Regions from separate parts of the Homo sapiens genome. Here regions 1 and 3 are each linked to region 2. A link is a contact called in ENCODE Hi-C or POLR2A ChIA-PET data. All regions are on one chromosome and are shown on one strand. The core of a region is the stretch at or near the end of the contact, and the rest is flanking DNA. Distances in the headings are between cores, read along the strand shown. Region 1 overlaps LOC101929555 (a long non-coding RNA gene). Region 2 overlaps LOC101929555 (a long non-coding RNA gene). Region 3 overlaps LOC101929555 (a long non-coding RNA gene).

What was found. A loop is a pair of places that touch in the nucleus more often than their neighbours do. ChIA-PET counts read pairs that join two places held with the same protein, here RNA polymerase II (POLR2A). Pooled maps may share reads with other maps.
Region 1: a map of PC-9 shows a loop between it and region 2 (6-fold over the local background). The contact joins two enhancer-like sites. A Hi-C loop is called at or near these places in 7 of 168 maps with a recorded cell type or tissue (Caco-2, Calu3, HepG2 and 4 more) and 1 of 50 pooled maps. POLR2A ChIA-PET finds 5 or more read pairs at or near these places in 11 of 52 experiments (A549, AG04450, Caco-2 and 8 more).
Region 3: a loop to region 2 is called in a map of endothelial cell of umbilical vein, with 5 times the contacts of the local background. The contact joins two enhancer-like sites. A Hi-C loop is called at or near these places in 4 of 168 maps with a recorded cell type or tissue (cardiac septum, endothelial cell of umbilical vein, gastrocnemius medialis and 1 more) and 4 of 50 pooled maps. POLR2A ChIA-PET finds 5 or more read pairs at or near these places in 4 of 52 experiments (WTC11, activated T-cell and endothelial cell of umbilical vein).

The regions. Positions count from the first base shown.
Region 1 is chr6:40,961,033-40,963,732 of GRCh38, reverse strand. The region is part of intron 1 of LOC101929555 (a long non-coding RNA gene); the gene reads left to right. Among named protein-coding and RNA genes, the nearest start is that of UNC5CL, 77 kb to the left of the region's middle. Within about 2 kb of position 1,337, at least 3 of the 41 ENCODE cell types and tissues checked have a DNase peak (open chromatin) inside an H3K27ac peak, as active enhancers do; they include PC-3 and PC-9, where a contact is called at or near this core.
Region 2 is chr6:40,995,975-40,998,674 of GRCh38, reverse strand. The region is part of intron 1 of LOC101929555 (a long non-coding RNA gene); the gene reads left to right. Among named protein-coding and RNA genes, the nearest start is that of UNC5CL, 42 kb to the left of the region's middle. RefSeq lists enhancers at 357-1,029, 1,030-1,703. Within about 2 kb of position 1,279, at least 15 of the 41 ENCODE cell types and tissues checked have a DNase peak (open chromatin) inside an H3K27ac peak, as active enhancers do; they include PC-3, PC-9 and endothelial cell of umbilical vein, where a contact is called at or near this core.
Region 3 is chr6:40,935,594-40,938,293 of GRCh38, reverse strand. All of the region lies in intron 1 of LOC101929555 (a long non-coding RNA gene), which reads left to right. Among named protein-coding and RNA genes, the nearest start is that of UNC5CL, 100 kb to the left of the region's middle. Within about 2 kb of position 1,398, at least 4 of the 41 ENCODE cell types and tissues checked have a DNase peak (open chromatin) inside an H3K27ac peak, as active enhancers do; they include endothelial cell of umbilical vein, where a contact is called at or near this core.

The sequences.
Region 1 (2,700 bases), core at 88-2,587, 35 kb after region 2:
CCCTGGGGCCCTGACTGTCCAGCAGTCTGAGCCCCTGCACCTTGCTGGTGCCATTGACCACTTACTCAAGTGAGGGGGAGCCTTTGATCCCTGGTGGCAAGGGAGGCAGCAGAGTGCAGGGAAAGGGTGGGGGTCTAGGAGTCAAGAGTCCTGGGTTCTCTCTGGGCTCTGCCACTAATATGCTGTTTACCCAAGGGGCAAGTCCCCTCTCTGGTTCTTAGTCTTGTCATTGGCCCAGGGAGGTGTTTGTGCTGTCTCATCCCTAAGCTTCCATGTTGCTCTGAGATGCCACACCAGCTCCATGGTTTGCTTTTCTTCACTTCTCTTCCCTCCCACTCCAATCATCTGTATTTGCCTCTTGGTCTATTCCTGCAAAGTCCCCATGCTGGGCCTAGTTTTGGAGGTCTGGATGGTAAAATACCCAGCGTTAGTTTTCTCTAGTAAGGAAAATTGTTTTCTCTACGCCTGAGGTGTCATTATTGTTAATAATGATGACATCAGTCTACCTCATCAGGACCTGTGAGTGCTTAACTAAGAAAAATGCTTTTGTCATTGTTAGTAAATATGAAGTGTGCCTACTCAATCAGAATGACACCTCCAGACGGGTGAGTCCATTCCTTTCCCCACACCCCAGCTACTCATTTGCAAATGAGCCCTTCTTCAAATGACAGTGTTTATTTTTTATTGATGTTTCAGCACTTTGACAAATACATTTTTCCATGAAGAGAAACATAATTAACTTAAGTCATTTATATTAATCACAAGGGGGGAAAGTCATGCAAAACAGGGGTAATTTTGTACTGAACAAGGCACGATATCTAATGAATATAGATGATGCTGATTTATGTGTTTATCCAAAAAGCATCAGTGGGGGAAAAAAAAGCCAACACCAAACCTCATCCCACTCCCACAAAAAAAACAACAAAGAAATAGCCTTCAAGGTCTGTTTAATGAGGCTTCCTCGTTTGGTGGCATCCTGCCCACAGATTGAAAAATAAAATGACTTTTCAAGTGTTTATGGAGCTTGAAAAGCCAGAGAAACTCCTTCCCAGCGTGGGTGCCCTCTGCATGAATTCAGGGAAACTGGAATTACTTATTTCAGCAAATTCAGGCTGATGAGGCCCAGTCTACACAGGTGGGCTGTCACAGACTCCTTCCCATGGAAGGTTCAGGAAGGATTCTGAGGTCTGTCATTGCAGGATGTGGTCAACAGAGTTCTGGCCACAGTAGCTCAGATTCCCCAGCTGTGTCGACCAATGGAGGTGGATCCACTTGATGGAAGGTTGGAATGATTCACCACTGTGAGTATGAGTGGTAACACTTCCTGTTTGTGTAGTTCTCTCTACCCTACACTTGTGAGTAAACTAATTGGCTGGGGCTCACAGAAACAAAGAAGAAAGACTCAGGCAAGTGGGAGGAGACAAGGAAGCACCCTAGGAACATCATGAAGTCACAGAATGTTCGAGCCAGAAGCCCATACCTGGCACAAAACTCACCTCCTCATTTTCCCACTGAGGAAACTAAAAACCAGAGAATGAGAACAGTTGGCATTTGTTGAGCATTCGCTTTGTGTCGGGCCCTGTTCTAAGTGTTTTTTGTGTTTTAATCCTCACAATAATTTTATGAGATAGGTACTATCATTATACCCATTTTACAGACAAGGAAACCAAGGCTCAGAGAAAGAAGGGTACTTTCGCAAGGAAGGTCCCACAATAGGAGACTGGCTGGACTGAACCAGACTTTGGTCTTTCCAAACCCTTCATCCAGAGCGGAGGGAAGCTGGTCATTTGTATGAATGAAACACCTGTGGGAGCTTTTATGCCAGACTTTGGAAACTTTTTAAGAGCTCATACTGTCTCTTTTTGTTTTATGTGGTCTGTTCCCTTTGCTGCCACTAGCCATAAACATCCCTACAAAATCTCAACAGACTGCAAGCTTGCCTCAGGGACACAGAGGTGATGGTTTAATGAACTACGAGATGATACTCCAGGGGATCTGGGTTGGGATTATTAGGCGGAGGGAGTGAATGTGTGTCGGCAGAGGACCTAGTGCCCAAGGGTCCCAGAAGAACAGAGAGGCCTGCCCTGGAGCTGGTCTGGGACCTTGCAGGGCCTTGCAATAGCAGCCACTGCTCATTTTTTCTGGTGGAAAAATTGAGGCAGGGCAACCTGTTCCTGTCCACTCAGGTTAGTGGTGAGCCCTGCCTACCTGAATCCTTTGCCTAGTCACGATTTTTCCTCCACTCCAGGCTCTCAAATATTAGACAGTAGTCCTGAGGGGCATTGAACTCTGGAGCCAGAGTGTCTGGATTTGATTCCTGCCTCTGCCACTTAATGTGTGAACTTGGAAGAGGCCTCCAACCTCTCTAGGCTCAGTTTCCTGTACCTCCACCACCGGATGGCTAAGGATTAAAGAGCTCGATGTATGCTAAGGACTTAGAACAGCAGAGCAGCATATGTTAGCATCAGCCATTGTCACTATTATTATTGGAAACAACCCAAAGCCCGTGAGCACTCACCTCCTCATCAGTGACCACATACAAATCTTAAGCAAACACCAGATTTGGGCAGGTCTAGGACACTGGGGAGGGCAGGCAGGTGTCTGGTTCAGGGGCAGGCTGCAGCCACATCTGCCTGCATGCACACTGAGCCTCCTGCCCACTGACCAGGCTGCAATTTGTCTCTTGCCTGGTCTGCAGCT
Region 2 (2,700 bases), core at 30-2,529:
ACCAGCTCTGCCTAAAATATAGCAGTTGCATGCGATTTAGAAATCTGACAAACAGGATTGTCAGAAAAGATCTGAAGGAAGCTGCCATGTGGGGAATTGTAATTTTTTCCCCTAAAGATTATTTCATGCTTGTTGGATCCATCATATTCTGAAATCCTTTTGCTGTCCAACAAATATTGATAAGTGGAGGCTATTCAGTCACATAGTTCTTAGGCATATCACGCCATAGCTCCCTGACATATGCCTACTGGCTGCCTTAATTTTCTCCCAATTTGTAGCTCCATGTTTCCCCATCTTCCTCCCCACACCCCATCTTTTTCTTTTTTTCTTTTTTTTTTTTTTTTTGCCCTTCTTCATTTCTTCTCTGGTCTCCAAAACCCAGATGACTGTGACTTTTCTGTGATCACTTAAGATTTTCAAGCTCCTCCCTCAAGAGGCTGGTAATTTCCACTTGGAGCATTTTCCTACTATTTTGTCCAGCTAAGCAGTAGGTTCTTAGGAAAACTGTGTGTCTTGGAGAATGAATTTCCATCAGAGGTAAGTGATTGGCATGCTTTTTTCTGTTTTTGATTAAAAATAATTTTAATATAATATTTTACTAGATTGTCTGACCAGAAAAGAAATTACTAAAAATCATAGCTATAGAGGCACTTTAACAAAATAAATATTTAATACCTGGGACCTATTTGGTACTTTTCTCTTTGCCCCTTCTTATTACAAGTACCTGAATTCTCATGCTTGATTGCCAGATGGGATCTTGAAGTGTCTGGCCAAGTCCTGTGGGGGTCAGAGCCCTCTGTTGCGGCTGAGCCTTGGACCAGCAGTGATCAGAAACCTTTCCTGGGGGGAGGCTTTTGTTTGCTTGCAGGAATGTTTCTGGGCCACCACCCCAGGTAGCCCATTCACCGTCCTGGCAGGGAGAGCTCATAAAAGAGGCAGCCTATTTCACTTTTTTCTTTCCTCCTTATCAACTGGGACAGTTTGTTTTTCCCTCTGACTCATAGATCCGGAATTTCAGGACTAGAAAGGGGCTCCCCTGCTGTTTTCTTCAAGTGACAAAAAGACAAAGATAGAGTTTAGCTACCTATAGTGCATTTTACTTCAGCATGAAGAATACTTATAATTGTCTTTTCCAATCAGACATTTTCCTAGCCAGTTTGTTTACCTTATTTTGATTTTGAGGAGGCCCATTTCCTACCTTGTTTTCGTTTGTCTTATTTTTTACTGGTCTTAGCTGGGTCTTTTGTGAGCTGCTAATTTGCTCTCTGGTCTCTTAGCAACCAGGAACTTTTCCAGCTTGCTGCTGAATCAGACCTTGGAGTTGCAAAGTTTATAACAGAACCTGCTGAAGGACAGTATCTCTCCTAGAGCCAGCAATTTTAAACCAATGTTTGAACAAGAAAATTAACCAGGGTTTCAGGACATGTACATTCACAAAGGCAACAACTACAAAACAAATGTCTGGCTCTCCAGAATGGTTCCATTCTCTTCCGCTCCCAGCCCCAGATGGCCAAGTGCTCTCTGGCTTACTTTGTCTTCCCTCCTGCAGCACAAGGCATTTCCCATTCCCTGTTCTTGGGCTGATGTGAAGCAAATGGAGCCTGCTCAGATAGGAAACAACTGTGCCCTGCCTGGAGGAGAACCAGAAAGGGGTTCTGGGTCTGCTGCTTGTTAGCAGGGGGTCAGGGCCAGCTGGTCACATGGTCTTTGACAGTTTCATTCCACACGTATTTATTTCACGCCCACTAGGTGCTAGGCCTCAGCACAGGGAAATGCATAGAATACAGCTGTGTCCCTTTAGAGCCTGTAGTCTAGTGAAGACAAACATAAATAATCTGGTTGCTATCCGTGTGACAAGCCTGCACTCACGATATAAACAAAGGACCGTGGCAGGAGAGAGGAGAACTTTGCCTGGGCAGAGGAGTGAAAGCCTATGTGAACTGACCACACTGGAGGCAGGTGAGGGGATGTGCAGTGTGAGGAGGCAGAGGCTACCTCTCTCCACCTTCAGCACATGTGCTGCAAGTCACACACTCCTGGCATTGGTCACCTGGGGGAAGGGAGCCCAAGAATATTAGCCAACATGAGAGTTTACTAGTTCTTCAGGTTGTCTATGACGATGTAAAAAACTGCTCCAAAGCTTTGTGGCATGAAACAACCACTATTTTATTGTGATCCCAAATTCTGTGGGTCAGAAGTTAGAAAAAAGCACAGAGGTGGATCTTTCAGGGGAGGACTGGAATGGGGGTGCTTTCAACCACTGGGGGCTGGAGGATCCACTTCCAATAGTTTTTTCACTCATATGTCTGGCAGCTGGGCTGGGCTGGCTTACGGGTGGGCTCAGCTGAGAGAGCATGGAGTTCTCAGGATTGTTAGACTTTTTTTTTTTTTTTTGAGACAGAGCAAGGCTGGAGTGCAGTGTTTTAATCTTGGTTCACTGCAACCTCCGCCTCCGGGATTCAAGAGATCCTTCCACCTCAGCTCCGGAGTAAGTAGGATTACAGGTGTGCACCACCATATCCTGCTAATTTTTTTGTATCTTTAGTAGAGACAGGGTTTCACCATGCTGGCCAGGCTGGTCTTGAACTCCGGACCTCCGAGGTGATCCACCCACCTCGGCCTCCCAAAGTGCTGGGATTACAGGCGTGAGCCACAGCACCCAACCCATTGGACTTCTTACATGAAGGCTCTGAGAGAAAA
Region 3 (2,700 bases), core at 149-2,648, 60 kb after region 2:
TCCTGTGTGCAAGGTTAATGTGAACCTGGGCCCTCCTGGACAATGGGGGCCTCAGCAGTCTTAGAGGGGCAAGGAGGCTTGAGAAGGCCAACAGGAAGGAGCATCCTGTGTGGGAAGGATAAGCGGGCACTGGGCATTGAGAGCTTGAGACAGAATTAGCTCCTTTCCCTGGATTCAGAGTTCCCTCGCTTGAAAAACAAGGAGGTTGAATGAGGTGGCCTGTAAGCTCTGACATTTTTAACAGTCTGTGATTCTTGTACTGCTGAAGGTAGTCTTGGCCTTAGAGCTGCCCTGATGTGGCTACTCCAGGAGGGGAGGGGTAGGCACCTGCTCCCTGAGAAAGGGGCACCACATGGGTGGCTCTAGGGCCCATGGGCAGAGTTGCAAATCCATCCTTTCCCAAGGGAACCTTCCCATTGGTTAGTCAGCAAACATTTACTCTCCACCTTCTGTGATCTTGCCAGCACTGTTCAAGCTCTGTGAGGGACATGAAGACACGACACCAAGTGCCTGCCCTCAAGAATCTGTTTAAGTTGAGGACACAACCACGTGCACCTGAAAGAACAGCAGGAAATTCCAATGGGGCAGATGGCCATGTGCAGGAGAAGCTGTGGGCTTGCATGAGTGATTTATCTGGGAAACATTGTAAATCCTCATGTTTTTGAATGCTAAAATGTTTGTGCAGCTTCCTGGCTTTTCCCTGAAATGCATTCCTGTCTAGAACTACATTTCTGAAGCACAGTTGCACAGTACAGTCCCCACTCATGTATTTACACATAGAGTAAATGAACATTGAACACTTTCCATGTGCCAGGCACTGAGGAGCCAATATGAACCAAACAGAGGGGGAGCCTACAGTCAAATCAAAAAGGAGGCCAGCATTGCCAGTACCACAAGGGGACTGCCTTTACACCATTACCAAAGTCTTCTATTTCCCTTGGGAAAAAAATTGGTCATTTTCAGGAGGAAAAACATTTTCTGAAATTACTTCCTGACAACCACTGCATATGTGACAGATGAGCAGAGTAAAACAGAACCGAGTTTAAATTTGGAGGCTGAATGCTCTGTAGGGTTCTCTCTCTAGCTAAGTCACTTTAAGCATCAGCCTCACAGCAAGACACTAAAATCTGCCTCAGCAAAATTGCAAATTGCTACATATAGGGGGCTGTGGGGTAAGGGGAAACGACTCAAGCTGTAACTATTCTACCCACTCATGCTGAGACTCGCCGTATCAAGGGGGATTATCTGAACAGGGAGGCCTAGCCAGGAAGGCTTCTTTATTTGTTCATTCAATCATCAAGTATGTGGGTCCTGACTTGAAGGGCACACTGATTAGTCATGGTGATCAGTGTGCAGTGAGTGTTTAGTCTTTGGGAAAGTTCACTGTTGTCACCTCTTCTGGCTTCAAGCAATGGAAATGGATTTGCTAAGGGGAGGGACCTCTTGAAGGCAGGGAGAATGTGAAAGTAGAAATCTGGGAAGTCAGAACTAGCAAGTCTTGCAGGGAGAGCAAGTTGAGGGACTTGGCTAATGCAGATAGGCTGTCTTGGGATGTAAGGAGCTAAGACGGTGGGAAGCAGGGAGCAGAAGTTGGTTGGTGGAGGGCCTTCTGTTTGAATGTGGATTTTATTCTGTGGGTCGTAGGGAGCCATTGAATGTTCCTGAACCATATGGGGCAAAAAGAACAAAGAGGTGTTTGAGAACAATTTATTCCCCAAACACAGGGTGGGAAGAAGTGTGTGGAAGCAGATGAGTAGATTTTTGGCTTTTGTGGTAATTCTGGGGAGAGCTATTGCAGTTTGGGAACAGGACTGAAAGGTGGAACCTGGGAGAGTCTGCATCTCGGTAAAGGGACAGGAGGAGGTGGCTGGAGAAAGGAGAGGGTTCACCTCAGGAGCACAGCAGACACTGGTCTCCAGGCCTAGAATGGAAGGCAATTAGGCTAGGGCCACCCTGTCCTGACTCAGCATCATGCAATCACCTCCCTCATTAGAACACCCAACCCAAGTGGTAGGTCTGTGATTGTGTGTTTGTGCACGAATTAATTCATCCTCATCAAAATACGGAATCCAAGTGCTCAGCTACCCCCACGCTTCAGAGTTTGGAGAACAGGAGTGAACCACAGGCCAAATTTCCGAAACTTCTACAGTGTTGCAGGAAGAAAGATGCTGAGATCATTTGTTGGAGTGAATCATGGCTGTGTCTTCAGCAGCTGCCCTGTGCAGGAAGGCTGGAAATCAGAGGTATATTTTTGAGACTGCTTTATAACAACCTGCGAGAAGCTCCTTCTTTGTTTTATGCTTCCCTGAAGAAAAGCCTCTGAACCATGACAGCTTCCCAAACAGCAGCCTCAGCTGCAAATCAAGACTGCCTTGCACCTGCAGGGCGCAGGTGGCCAGAGGCATCTCTGGATGAGCATCAGTCTTTCTCTACCACACCTTGGGGTCTCCAAGTTAGCAGCAGCCACCTGTCATTGTGTCAGCTTTGGATACAAAGGCAAAACACAGCCATCTCGGTGAAGCAGGTCCCTGCTCATGCCCTCTGCTACTTGCCTGCTCACCCAGTTCCACCCAGTTCAGGCACCTTCTCCTCCATCCCAGGTCCCAGAAGTCACCTCCTCCCCTAACTCCTTGATGACTAGACTCACTTGGCATTTAGCCTATGCCATCCTGTTTCTTCTCTTATGGTTTCTTTTTACTT